Regions from separate parts of the Homo sapiens genome. Here region 2 is linked to region 1. A link is a loop called in an ENCODE intact Hi-C map of the cell type or tissue named here. Cell type or tissue: endothelial cell of umbilical vein. All regions are shown on one strand. Links, peaks and the distances in the headings refer to the core of each region. The heading gives the core; the rest is flanking DNA.

Evidence for each region. Peaks named below come from ENCODE experiments on the same cell type or tissue, not always from the same donor. Only the 100,000 strongest peaks of a DNase experiment are listed, where the experiment ranks them.
Region 2: a loop joins it to region 1, with 4 times the contacts of the local background. A loop is called at or near these places in 1 of 110 quality-filtered maps.

Annotation. Positions count from the first base shown.
Region 1 is chr9:96,126,447-96,132,561 of GRCh38, forward strand. It overlaps LOC112268039 (a long non-coding RNA gene), which reads left to right and starts at 3,417. Exons shown (of 2, transcript XR_002956870.1): 1 at 3,417-3,708; 2 at 5,199-5,783. RefSeq lists enhancers at 337-867, 2,252-2,775. In endothelial cell of umbilical vein, for the core only: no CTCF peak of the experiment used is centred there; a DNase peak (open chromatin) is centred at 3,615; H3K27ac peaks cover 940 bases.
Region 2 is chr9:95,791,840-95,797,954 of GRCh38, forward strand. No RefSeq gene overlaps it. Among named protein-coding and RNA genes, the nearest start is that of ERCC6L2, 81 kb to the right of the region's middle. In endothelial cell of umbilical vein, for the core only: no CTCF peak of the experiment used is centred there; a DNase peak (open chromatin) is centred at 2,522; H3K27ac peaks cover 1,805 bases.

The sequences.
Region 1 (6,115 bases), core at 718-5,717:
CATTTGGGGCTTTCTGCCATTGGGAGTGACTGTGTGTATAGGAGTCCCTCCTCCCCAACGTGTGACTGAGCGCCAAAGCCCGCCATGGGTGCATTTGCAACTTCTCAAAGGAAGTAAAGACAGCCCTTAAAAGGAACCAGTGCTTGTTCTTGGGATGTTTACAGTGAAGTAACCCCTATGTCATTTTCCCTCGCAGGGAGGTCTTTCCTTGATTGCTAATAGTCTGTGTACTTTAGCCATGTGTGGCGCAGCCCATGGCCGCGGCCCGAGCAGCCAGGCCCCCTCCGCCCCGCAGCTTTCTTTCAACTGCACAGAACACAGCGAGGCTGTGCCGGCCTGGCCCACCCAGGGAGCCGCCACAGAGTTCTCATGCAGGGGACCTCCCGGCAGTCTCCCCTCTCCCTGACCAGCCAAGGCCCGCCGTTCCCCTCGGAAATGGCTCAGCGGCCCTCCTGACCTCCTGCTCAGGACACCTTCTTGCACCTTCCACCCCAGGTCTGCGGCATGGCCACTGTACAAATCCTTCCCAAGCCTCTTCTAAGCAAGTGGTTCTCTCTTGAAGAGCTCAGGGGAGGCCCAGGGAAGATAGTGGGCAAAGGGGTGGTCACCAGAGAGAGTGGTCTTTAACCTCGCCGCCCCACCAAATGGCACTGGCCCCTCCAAGAAAGGTGCCCTGGGGAGCTGAAGATCTCTTGGAGGGATTGGAAAACACCCTGGAGGCCTGTGTGGCAGCCTGGAGCTGAGGGACAAAGTTGGGAAGGAGGGGCGGGCAGGCATGGGCCAAGCAAGCTGGTCTGGCTCTAAGGACTATGGGGGATGAGATTTACATTTCACTCAGGAAATGGAAAGTGGGTGAAGGAGGAGCAAGAATGGGAGCAGGAAGTCTCTGGAGGACCTCCAGGAAGAGAATAGGCACACGGATGAGGGTGTTGGTCCTGCCATGTTCCAGGAGCTGGTCTGATCGCTGCCCTCTTGGCGCTTACATTCTAGAGGGGCTGAAAAACCATAAATCAATAAAGAATACAGAAAAATTTCAAGTTGCAATAAGTTCTGTGTATAAAAACTAGTCAGAGTGAGGGGTAAGGTGAAGGCAAATGCTCCTTCTGTGGCCAAGTCTCAGCAGCATAAGTCAGTGCTTCCCAAAGTGGCCTGGTGATAAGGTCTATGGAAACTCAGATTCTGGGGCTCTGACTCACCAAATCAGCAGGTGCCTGAGGGGACCGGGCAGTGTGGACACTTATCAAGTGTCCCAGGTGAGTCTTGTCATCAGATAAGTTTGGGAAACAGAGACACGAGGACCATGCTCAGATAGATCTGAGCTTTAACGTAGCTCCTCCTCACTCTCCTAAGCCTCGCCTTCCTCACCTGTGAAATGGGAATCCTAACAGCGCTAGCCTCAAAGGGTTGTCAATGAAGATTAAGGATAAGAGGTAGATAAGCCATTTTGCAGAGTGCCTAGCCCACAATAGGGGTGGTAAAATTTGGAGAAAGGGTTCTCTACAGCATGACTGGTAATACTTGATTACATTTCATCAAGTTGATGAGTCTACACTAAAGACCACTACATATGTTTCACACCTTGGAGTCAAAGTCTCTCTTTCCCTTGCTCCCCAAGCTAAATCAAGTGACACTGATCCCACATCTAAATAGTTCTTCATCACATGGCTCATACTCCAGCCTAAGCCATCTTCATCCCACCCTACCCTCCCTGGCCACCTCCAAGCCATCCATTCTCTAAACCATAGCCCTGCTGTTGTTTCTCGTTGGATTGGATTACTCTCTCCCTTAGTTTAACAGCTTTCCCATTGCCAACATCATCCTCATGGCTCACCAAAGCTCACCTTGATCTGTCTCCAGCTTCACCACGAAAATCCTATCCCGGGAGTTCTCAGTTGCGACTTAAACATGACTTATTTGGGAAGCCTTTGATCCCCCTCGGATATGTTCCCATTGCAACCTTCTGTAAAACCCATCAGACTTGCAATGAATTTTCTATTGTCTGGCTTCTCCATGAAATGGGAAGCTCCATGAAAGCTAGGGTAGGTCCTGTCCTCTTAGAGACATGGTGGTGTATTGGGATTAAATTAGATAATAAGGGAGGCCTAGCATGGTAGGTAAATCATTAAGGTTGCGGTAATGCAGAGATGCAGACTCAAGTCGAGCTGTTAATTACCAGACTTCCATATGCATGGTCAGTGCTAAGAGATATCTATTTTTTTTAATTTGTTCAGGGAGAAGTGATGGTAATTGATGCATGGTGATTGATCTATAATGTCAGGCTACATCTACAGCCACATCTACAGAGACAGCGATAGAGCCAACCTGTACCCTTCACGCTTGGGTGTCAGGTGTCCTGGGTGGAGCAGTGAGGGAGAGGAGGATGTGCTCAAATTCCCACAAACAACCAACAGAAGTTTCACCATTAAGAAAAGTGGGCTACGATTATCTGCAAATCACTCTTCTAAAAGACCAAAATGGAGCAGGCTGTCACCCTGGTACTTACCTTTTGCCCTCATACTACTGCCTGGTCAATGTACTTGCTCAAAATGGGCCACTGGTATCAGGAACAAAGCCCATCACAAAGTAGTTTATGTGAATAAGCATAGGAATCCCTGGGGACTGTGTTAAAATGCAGATTATAATGCAGATGATCTGCAGTGGGCCTCAGGCTCTGCATACACAGTTTGGGGTTGAGTGTGGGGTTTCCAGGGTTAGCCAGCTTGTGATGCAGTGGGAGGGACTGGGACCCCGGAAATAGGGCTTATTTCATCTATAAAACTTTTCTCCACTTCCTATCTCCAGGTCTTCACAACTGTGGGGTCAGCCACCCTCACCTCAACCAGGACTGGTAAAAATAGGCTCACATCCTGCTCAGCTTTGATCCAGTCTCCACGCCTCCTGAGATCGAAATGATGTTTCCAAACTTTATTAGCTTTCCATAGCCTTCCAGACTCTCCTGTTGTTGATTTTTACAAAGAAAATAAGCAAACAACTGGAAGAAAGGGAGCTGGTTTACATGGATAATTCTCTTCTGTTAGCTTTAAAATTGTGGTGGAATTTCTGCTTTAGCTCAAAATACCTGCTGACCTTATTCTCCAATTTCAGTGCTGGAAGCAGACCCTTTGCCATGCAATCCCCACATTTGGTGAACGTGTAGAATTGTAGGCCAAGATGTTTGTGTTTATGTCCCAAACCCAGAATAAATAAATAGCTACATGGTATTGAAATCACCTGTCAAAATACCCACTGCAGTTCTGGGCACAAAGAGAAGTCTCTTGGTGTGATTGGCTTACTTGCTTGAAGAATTCAAAGGCTGTTTATCTCATTTAGTTTTCTTTTTTTTTTTGTAAGACCTATAATTACTGCATTTTGACCCTAAGGCAGCCAATTACTTCACAAAAGCCCGCTCCAGGAAACCAGACATTAGCCTGACTAATTAGGCTGACATCACTCACAAACTGCTCTCATCACAATGCAGATGGACCCAGCCCCAGAAGGTCCTGCCCGTCAGAGGTGACTGCGGGTGGCATTGCGTTGTGTGTTGTGTTTTGTTTTTTACTACTTACTTTTATGTGTTCCTTGAAGCCCAGTCCTTCTCCCAGAGTCAGACTCTCATCAAAAAGAAGGGGCTCTGGGACAAACGGGTCTCCTTTATTGCGGGAGAAGGAGGAAGCTGGAAAAAAGAAATAAGAAAGGAAAGCAGCGGAGGTTGTAAATTCTTTCTAACATAGGAAATCATTCTTTGCCCGTTAGGAAAAGGGTTTGTTGTTTCAGCCGCTCAGGCCCATTTCCTTGCCCCTTTTGTCCTTGCACATCTTGGGGGTTAACTTCTGTTTGGGTTCTGCGAGGCTGAGCAAATTAAGGGGGGGAAATGTCCCAAGCATGTAGAATTCCCTCCCTCTAAAGAATAAGACGCCTCCTGAAGGGGTCCTGTCAGGTGGGTTACAAAGTCATCAGACCCCTTCTACCCACAGAGAAGTGGATAGAAAGGTGGCACGTGGGGTCTGAATAGGAAGATGGCGCATGGGGTCTGGGTAGGAAGACGGTACATGGGTCTGGGTTAGAAGATGGCATGTGGAGTCTGGGCTGGAAGATGGTGCATGAGGTCTGGCTGCTTAGCATTCAGCCAAGCCAGAGATCACCAGCCTGGAGGTCAAAATCTCCCTTGATCTTTAAGTCCAGGATGTTCCAGCAATTGAAACAACAGTCTACAGATAGAGAGGTTTTCCAGGCAGAAGGGGAATGGGTGACTCTCTTCCAGGAGGGCAGACTAGAGGGATCCCCTTGACAACACACCACAGGATGCCTTGGAAGACCAAATGATGGTGATTTGGTTTGGGTGGGTCTCAGAAAGCAGGATGTGGCCCCAGTCAGCTCAAGTCAGCTTTCCATAGGGGTCCAAATGGCCTGGGCAGTCAACTCTTTGGACTCAGACCTTACGGTATTAAAAAATTATTCTCACACTTGGTAAAATATAAGGAAGACTTGATTCAGGATGATTTCTGTAGATGTCAAGACTATCAAATGGGGGAAAGAGATGGGGCACAACTCCGAAGGCAAGGAAGAGAGCTAGGGATTTACAGCTGATGAGCAGAGTGAGAGGTCAGTGGTTGGAAAAGTACTAAGAGAATTGTTGCTATGCTGACTTAACAGGATTCTTGCTGAAGGCAGGCAAGGGCGATCAGATGCCAAAGGTAGGGGATGAGGAATTTGAGCAGTTATCAAATTCCTTAAGAATGATCAGGCATCGAGGGTGGTAGAATTCTCTCCAAACTGACTTAGCAGGATCATTGCAACAACTGGGCAAGGCAGGTTGAAGGCAGGACTCAAGGATGAGGCCTCACTGAGAAGAGGGATCAGGGAGCCCAGCTAAAGTATGGTCAAGGAGAGAGCCTATGTCAGTGGAAAGTTGCAAAGCAAAAGGCACAAGAAGCACCTGGACCCTTTGCTTCATGGTTTTAAAACAAGGACCAGAAACAGAACGAAGCAGCCCTGAGCCGGGAGGGGTGGGTGTCTTTGGTGTGCATGTGGCTGGGCAGGGGTGCTGCTGGCCTCAGGATGGCTCAGTGGCTCTGGCACCGTGGCCCACTAGAACACAGTGGAAGGCATAACACAGCAGGGGAGGCACAGGCCTGTGGGCTCCCGAGGCCAACTCTCTCTCTCTCTCTCTCTCTCTCTCTCTCTCTGGCCCCCTACAGATGAAAAAGTCAAGATAGACCGGGCACAGTGGCTCCTGTGTGTAATTCCAGAGCTCTGGGAGGTCAAGGCAGGCAGAGATCACTTGAGCCCAGGAGTTCAAGACCAGCCTGGGCAACATGGCGAAATCCCACCTCTATAAAAAATACAAAAATTAACTACTCGGGAGGCTAAGGTGAGAGGATCACTTGAACCTGGGAGGCAGAGGTTGCAATGAGCCACGATTGTGCCACTACACTCCAGCCTGGGTGATACAGTGAGACTTTGTCTGAAAAAAAAAAAAGAGAGTCAAGACATTCTGTGAGGAAACTCAAAGCACTCAAAGCAGCCAACAGCATTTGTTGCTGAACCAGCCGTGAAAAGACGGAAAAGCTTACTCAACTCTACCTTGTATGGCAGTTTGAGAATCCCAGAGGCAAGTTCCCAGAAATGTACAGAAAAAGCCAAGAGCAATGCTTCCTATGCATTCTTGTTCAATGGTGTCTTAGAGGGATGAATAACTATAAAATGGTGATTCCAACACTTTGAAGGACCATCTTAAAGGCAAACTACCTAATAAAATTCATGTTGCATGGTTTGGCGTTTCAGCAGATCGCAGTCTTTCTCACCGAGTTAACCATTTTCTCAGGGTGAGTGGGCTGAGCCCCGCAGGGCTTACAAACGTGCATGTGTATGGTGTCTGTGTGCGTGTGTGCATGTGTGTGTGTGTGTGCGTAACAGAGAGAATTTTTTAAAAGAGGTAACTGTGACTCTAGAAGTAGAAAATGGACTTGTGCCAAATATTTTTTTTAATTAATTCGAGAACAAGGAAGATGTTAGAACTGGTTCAAAGGAAAAACCAAAGAACAGAGACGTACATAAACCACAGATGCAAGTAGCTCCTTCCACAATGCAGGAGGGAAATCCAGTTATCATTTTG
Region 2 (6,115 bases), core at 336-5,335, 330 kb before region 1:
CCTTGAACTACTGTTGTCACCATTGTAAGAGCCAATGGGTTGATGTTAAAACCACACTGAAGACGGCAGATCAGAGAGATGAAATAAATCTGGATTTTTAATGACATCAATGAACCACTGGAAAAACCAGCCCTGAAACCCACCCACCTGGCCCTGGACTCCTTGTTATGTAGTAGTCTGTATTGCTTAAGCCAGGGCTTCTTTCTCCTGGAGCTGAAGCACACAAACAGATATAATGGGTAATTTTAACTTCTTCTTTTGGCTCATATGAGTTTTCTAAGTCTTTTTATATGAGAATGTATTTCTTTTGTAATATTAAATAAAACACTAAAATCGGACCGGGCGCGGTGGCTCATGCCTGTAATCTCATCACTTTGAGAGACTGAGGCAGGCAGATCACAAGGTCAGGAGTTCAAGATCAGCCTGGCCAATATGGTGAAACCCCGTCTCTACTAAAAATACAAAAATTAGCCAGGTGTGGTGGCGGGTGCCTGTAGTCCCTGCTACTTGAGAGGCTGAGGCAAGAGAATTGCTTGAACCCGGGAGGTGGAGGTTGCAGTGAGCCGAGATTATGCCACTGCACTCCAGCCTGGGCGACAGAGTGAGGCTCCGTTTCAAAACAACAACAACAACAACAAAAACCCAATAAAATTATTTCTTTAATACAAGGGGAAAATAAGCAAAATATGATAACCTTTTGTCTTCCCACCAGTGAGGTGCCCCTTTCCATTGAAGTGAAAAAGTTAGCTGAATTATTTTCGTTTCGTTGCTACCAAAAATGAAAAAAAAATCTTTTAGTTTATAAGACCCACATATGAACACTTAGTGAGTTTGACCCTCCCAGTGCTTAAGTTACCACAAAGGAACAAGGTGGGGCTATGGGGCTATTTATGACAATCTTGCTCCATGATACTTTCATAAGATCTCTAGGTCCACATGAAGCCGTGAGATGCAGAAGCCACCTTGTTAGGGACACTTCAGATTCGGAGATGACACACAGAGGATGTGCCAGGCGCAGTGTTACTCTCGCAATTATTTACAAAGTTAAATTTCTTAGAAGACTGTCTATACTCATCAGTTCCAATTCATACCCTCCCATTGATTTTTGAACTCACTGTGATCTGGAGTCTTTCGAAGGCCATGGATGATCTTCTTATGACCAAGTTCAATGGTACTCTTCAATGACTGTCTCACTTATGTCTGCGGCATTCTTGTTTCTTTACTGTCTTTTGAAATTTTTTCTCCCTTGACTTCTGATACTCCTGATTTCCCCCTTCCTTTCTGTACACTCCTAAATCTTCAGGCTTCTCTCACTCTCCTCACCTCTTACAGGTTGAAATAGCCAAGAATTTTTCCTTCTCTATTGTCTTTTCAGTGACCCAAATCCTCTTTTTCATGTGATTGGGTCTCACACTGCCACCCAGGCCAGAGTGCAGTTGCACAATCATAGTTCACTGCAGCCTCCTTCTCCTGGGCTCAAGTGATCCTCCTGCCTCAGCCTCCCAAAGTGCTGGGTTTACAGGCATGAGCCACTGTGGCCCCAAATCCTTTTGATTAGTACTATTCAGTAGAAATTTCTGCAGTGATGGAAATGTTCTGTATCTGTGCTGTCCAGCAGGGTAGCCAGTAGCCACACTTATGTATGCAGGATTTGAAATGTGGATAGTGCAACTGATTGTCTAACTAAGTACATATTTTCCTCTACTTTTAGAATATTTTGGAAAAAAATATTGGGGCCTCAGTTTTGTTGAAATAATTGCTTCAGTTCTCTGCTGGATGAGTCTGCAAAGATCTAGGTGGTAAGATATAAGGCCAATTGAGTAGTCTAGTTAATCCTGTACTTTCCACACTGTAATAAATTTACACTCTTTTCTCTTAAAGCTTACATGTAGTGAGATGTCCTGTATCCAAGTCCTGCCAATGTGTTACTCATCTTGAACTGGCTGAGGTGAGGATAGGAAAATACCTCTCCTGTTGGCACTTTTTAACTCTATCCCTAGCCTTTATTTGAGCTAAATTTCCTATCCCCAGGCAGGTTTATATGCAGAATTTCACTGCTGGTTTACCTTATTGCTTGTTAAATATCTGGCCATCCTTTGATTATTCAACCTAAAATCCAGCCATTGCTTCTTCTATACTTTGTTCATTCATCTTTGGTGAGTACCTCCAGCTCAGGAAGAATAGGAATATTTTGCAGTGTGGAGATGGGAAGGACCAACCACCGAGAATTTTAATGATCAACTCTGGACGATAGTGTAAAAAACACCAGAAGAAAGTGATGTAGTCAGCATTACTAAATTTCAGTGATTATAACTTTTGAAGCTCACTAGCAAAAAAGAAAAAAAAAAGTGTTATGCAAATGTACCTCTCTCTTTTCTTTATTTCCTTTTCCCAGCAAAAACATTGTAAATTGCTAAAAGTCTTCTGGTGACTTGTCATATTTGGCACGAGTTTAATTGGTTTTGGCAATTGTGTTTTAGTGACTCATGAGAGAATACTTTTAGTTTTTTTACTAACAGATGTAGCAGTGCCTGTGCTAAAAGCAATGACAATAATGTCATAAGGTTATAAAATGGCAGGAATTTGCTGCTGGTGGTCCAATAAAAACAAACTAGTATGAAGAGGGAGCTGTGGGAAGATAAGATGTAAAATATACAGTGCTATAAATGTTTAGTCACAAAAGATCTGATCTTTTGTCGTTTATTTAAACAACACATGTTGAAATTGGGAATCTGCACATGATATCCTAGGAACCACTACATTTTGAATTCAATGTGTTTGTAATCATATTTCATTTGCATCATTGCTCTCATTTCTTGTTCAGGGAAGTGACTCTAACACCACTAGAAAATTGAGATGATATCCTACTCATACTTTGTTTCTTTAAGAAATGTCTTTTTGAAAACTGTGTTATATTTCTGGGTCTTTAAAACGGTTATCATTTCCCCTTGCATCATCTGATTGGATGGCCATTACAACTAGAGAAGTCACTTTCTTTTGAAACATGAAATACTTATGCAGCCAATGTTTGAATGCCCATTTGTCCGCCATGAACTCTGCCAGGTATTGGAGAAACAGCTCTGGACAAGTCCCTGGCCTCCAGGAGCTTACCGTCCAGAGGGAGAAAAGGCAAGAAGATACTTGTGCTGCTTATTAAAGGCTATGTTAGAAGAACTATACACTATGTCAACATCATAGAGATGAGGTCCGTTCATGTGGGATATTCCCAGTCTCCTCTCTAGTCCAGACCAAAGCGGCATTCTACTTTGCCTCCACCTCAGTCCTGTGGGGTGATTCTGTCTTTGCCATCCTTGATGGTGGATTTTCATGTTTTCGAATAAAGAGAATGGGGAGAGAAAGATTGAAAAGGTGTGAGGAGGTCAGTCGCAGTGGCTCGCGCCTGTAATCCCAGCACTTTGGGAGGCTGAGGTGGGCGGATCACCAGGTTAGGAGATCTAGACCATCCTGGCTAATGCAATGAAATTCTGTCTCTACTAAGAACACAAAAATTAGCCGGGTGTGGCGGCGCTTGCCTATAATCCCAGCTACTCAGGAGGCTGAGGCAGGGGAATTGCTTGAACCCGGGAGGCAGAGGTTGCAGTGAGCTGAAATTGCGCCACTACACTCCAGCCTGGGCAACAAGAGTAAGACTCTGTCTCAAAAAAAAAAAAAAAAAAATAGAAAAGAAAGAAAAGGTGTGAGGAAAGGAAAGGGGAACAATTATTTTTTCCTAGATTAGTTCCTGGGCTTCAGCATTATGAAAAAAAAAAAATCCTCATGGTGGGGAAAATAGAAAAACACTTAAAAAGAAGTTGAGGCTGGGTAGAGTGGCTCACACTTGTAATCCCAAAACTTGGGGAGGCCGAGGCAAGAGGACCCCTTGAGGCCATGAGTCTGAGACCAGTCTGGGCAACATAGTGTGACCCTGTGTCTACAAAAAATACAAAGAAAGAAATCAGGCAGCTGTAACTGCTAGGCTGGAGTCCTACCTACTTGGGAGATTGAAGTGGAAGGATTGCTTGAGCTCAGGAGTTTGGGATTGCAGTGAGCTGTGATCATGCCACTGCGCTCCAGCCTGGACAACAGAGAGAAACCTTGCCTTACAAAAAGATAAAAGAAAAAAAGAAGTTGTCGAGGGGCTAAGCCATGATACATAAAAACTGATGAGCAGATTACAGAGGTCAATATACCTCCAATCAAAAGGCACACCCCTGACCAGTTCCCCCTGACCTGGGTCTAGGCCAAGGCTCTCAATCCCAGAGACAGAAGGGGATTTGCTTCTCTTCATCCAGTCTCTTGCTAGTCTGTGGCCCATTTACGCAGTCACAGCAAACAATGGCACATTTCCAGCAGTTTGGAGCATCGGTGGTGTGCTCCAGCGCCAGGTGTAGGCACTGGCATAATGCTCCCTGGTGTGCTGTGAGAGGCCCTGCCCAGCTCCTGTTCAACATCTCCTCCCGCATAAGGCAAGAGTGGAGCATATGTGTACAGAGGACCAGACACACGTGCATATGCACACACACACACACACACACACATCTCCCAGGAAGCACAAACCTTAATTCGAATTTAGGAGAAAAATACCCTCTAAATCTGCAAGAGTATAGTACTACTCAAAATTACACCACAATTAATAAACTAAACAACAAACTCTGTAAATGAAAGACTTGAATTACGATTAGCTATAATTAAGATTAGATTTCCCTAAGATTAATGAGCGGCCGCTTGTTTTATACATGTTTTCAAGGCACCCATTCTGGTCATTTTACCAAAGCAAAATTTGCTCAAAAGATGTCTCTACTTCTAGAAACAGAAAACTGCTAGAAAATGATGTTTTTTAACATATAGATTTTTTTAAAATAAGGGAAATCATATCTAAGAAGATAAAACCAACTCACAATTTCACATACAGATGATCTTGCTGACTTTTAAAAAGTACACATATATGTGATAAAAGTTCAAACAGTGCAGGAGGGGTTTCTCAAAAGAGAAATCTCACTCTTTCATTGCTTTTGAAGGTAACCACTACTAAATCTTTTTCTTAACTATTTTATTTTGTTATGTGGTAAAATATATATAACATAAATTTGCCTTTTTGAGCATTTCAACTGTACAATTAAGCGGCATTAACTACATTCATGCTGTGGTGCCACCATCACCCCTATCCTTTTTCAAAGTTTCTCATTATCCAAAACAAACTCTGTGGCAATTAAGCAATAACTCCCCCATTTCTCTTTTGCTCTAGTTCATGGTAACTTTTACTTTTTTTTTTTTTTTTTTTTGAGACGGAGTCTCACTCTGTGGCCCAGGCTGGAGTGCAGTGGTGCAATCTTGGCTCACTGCAACCTCCACCTCCCGGGTTCAAGTGATACTCCTGCCTCAGCCTCCCGAGTAGCTGGGATTACAGGCGCGTGCCACCATGCCCAGCTAATGTTTGTATTTTTAGTAGAGACAGGGTTTCACCAGGTTGGCCAGGCTGGTCTCAAACTCCTGACCTCAGGTAATCCACCTGCCTCAGGCTCACAAACTGCTGAGATTATAGGCTTGAGCCACTGCGTCCGGCCCTTACCCTCTCTATGAATTTACTTATTCTAGATATTTCAATAAGTGGAATCATACAATAATTGTCCTTTTATGTTTGGCCTATTTCAGTTGATGTAATGTATTCAGGCTTCATCCCTGTTGTTACATGGGTCAGAACTTCATTCTTTTTATGGCCAAATAAAATAATTGCATTGTATGTACATATCACATGTTGTTTTATCCATTCATTTGCGGTTGGACCCTTACATTGTTTCCACCTTTGGGCATCGTGAATAGTGCTGGGGAGCATATTGGCCAAAAAAGCATCTGGTCAAGTCCCTGCCTTTATTTCCTTAGGATGTGTAATGAAGAGTAGAATCACTGGTTCATATGGTAATTCTGTGTTTAACATTTTGAGGAAATACCAAACTGTTTTCCACAGTGGCTGTACCATTTTACATGCCAGCCAGCAATGTACAAGAGTTCCAATTTCTCCAAGTGTTAGTTTCCTTAAAAAAAAAATTACTGTAGCCACTCTAGTAGGTATACAGTAGCATCCCATTGAGGTTTTCAATTCACTTTTTCCTAGTGA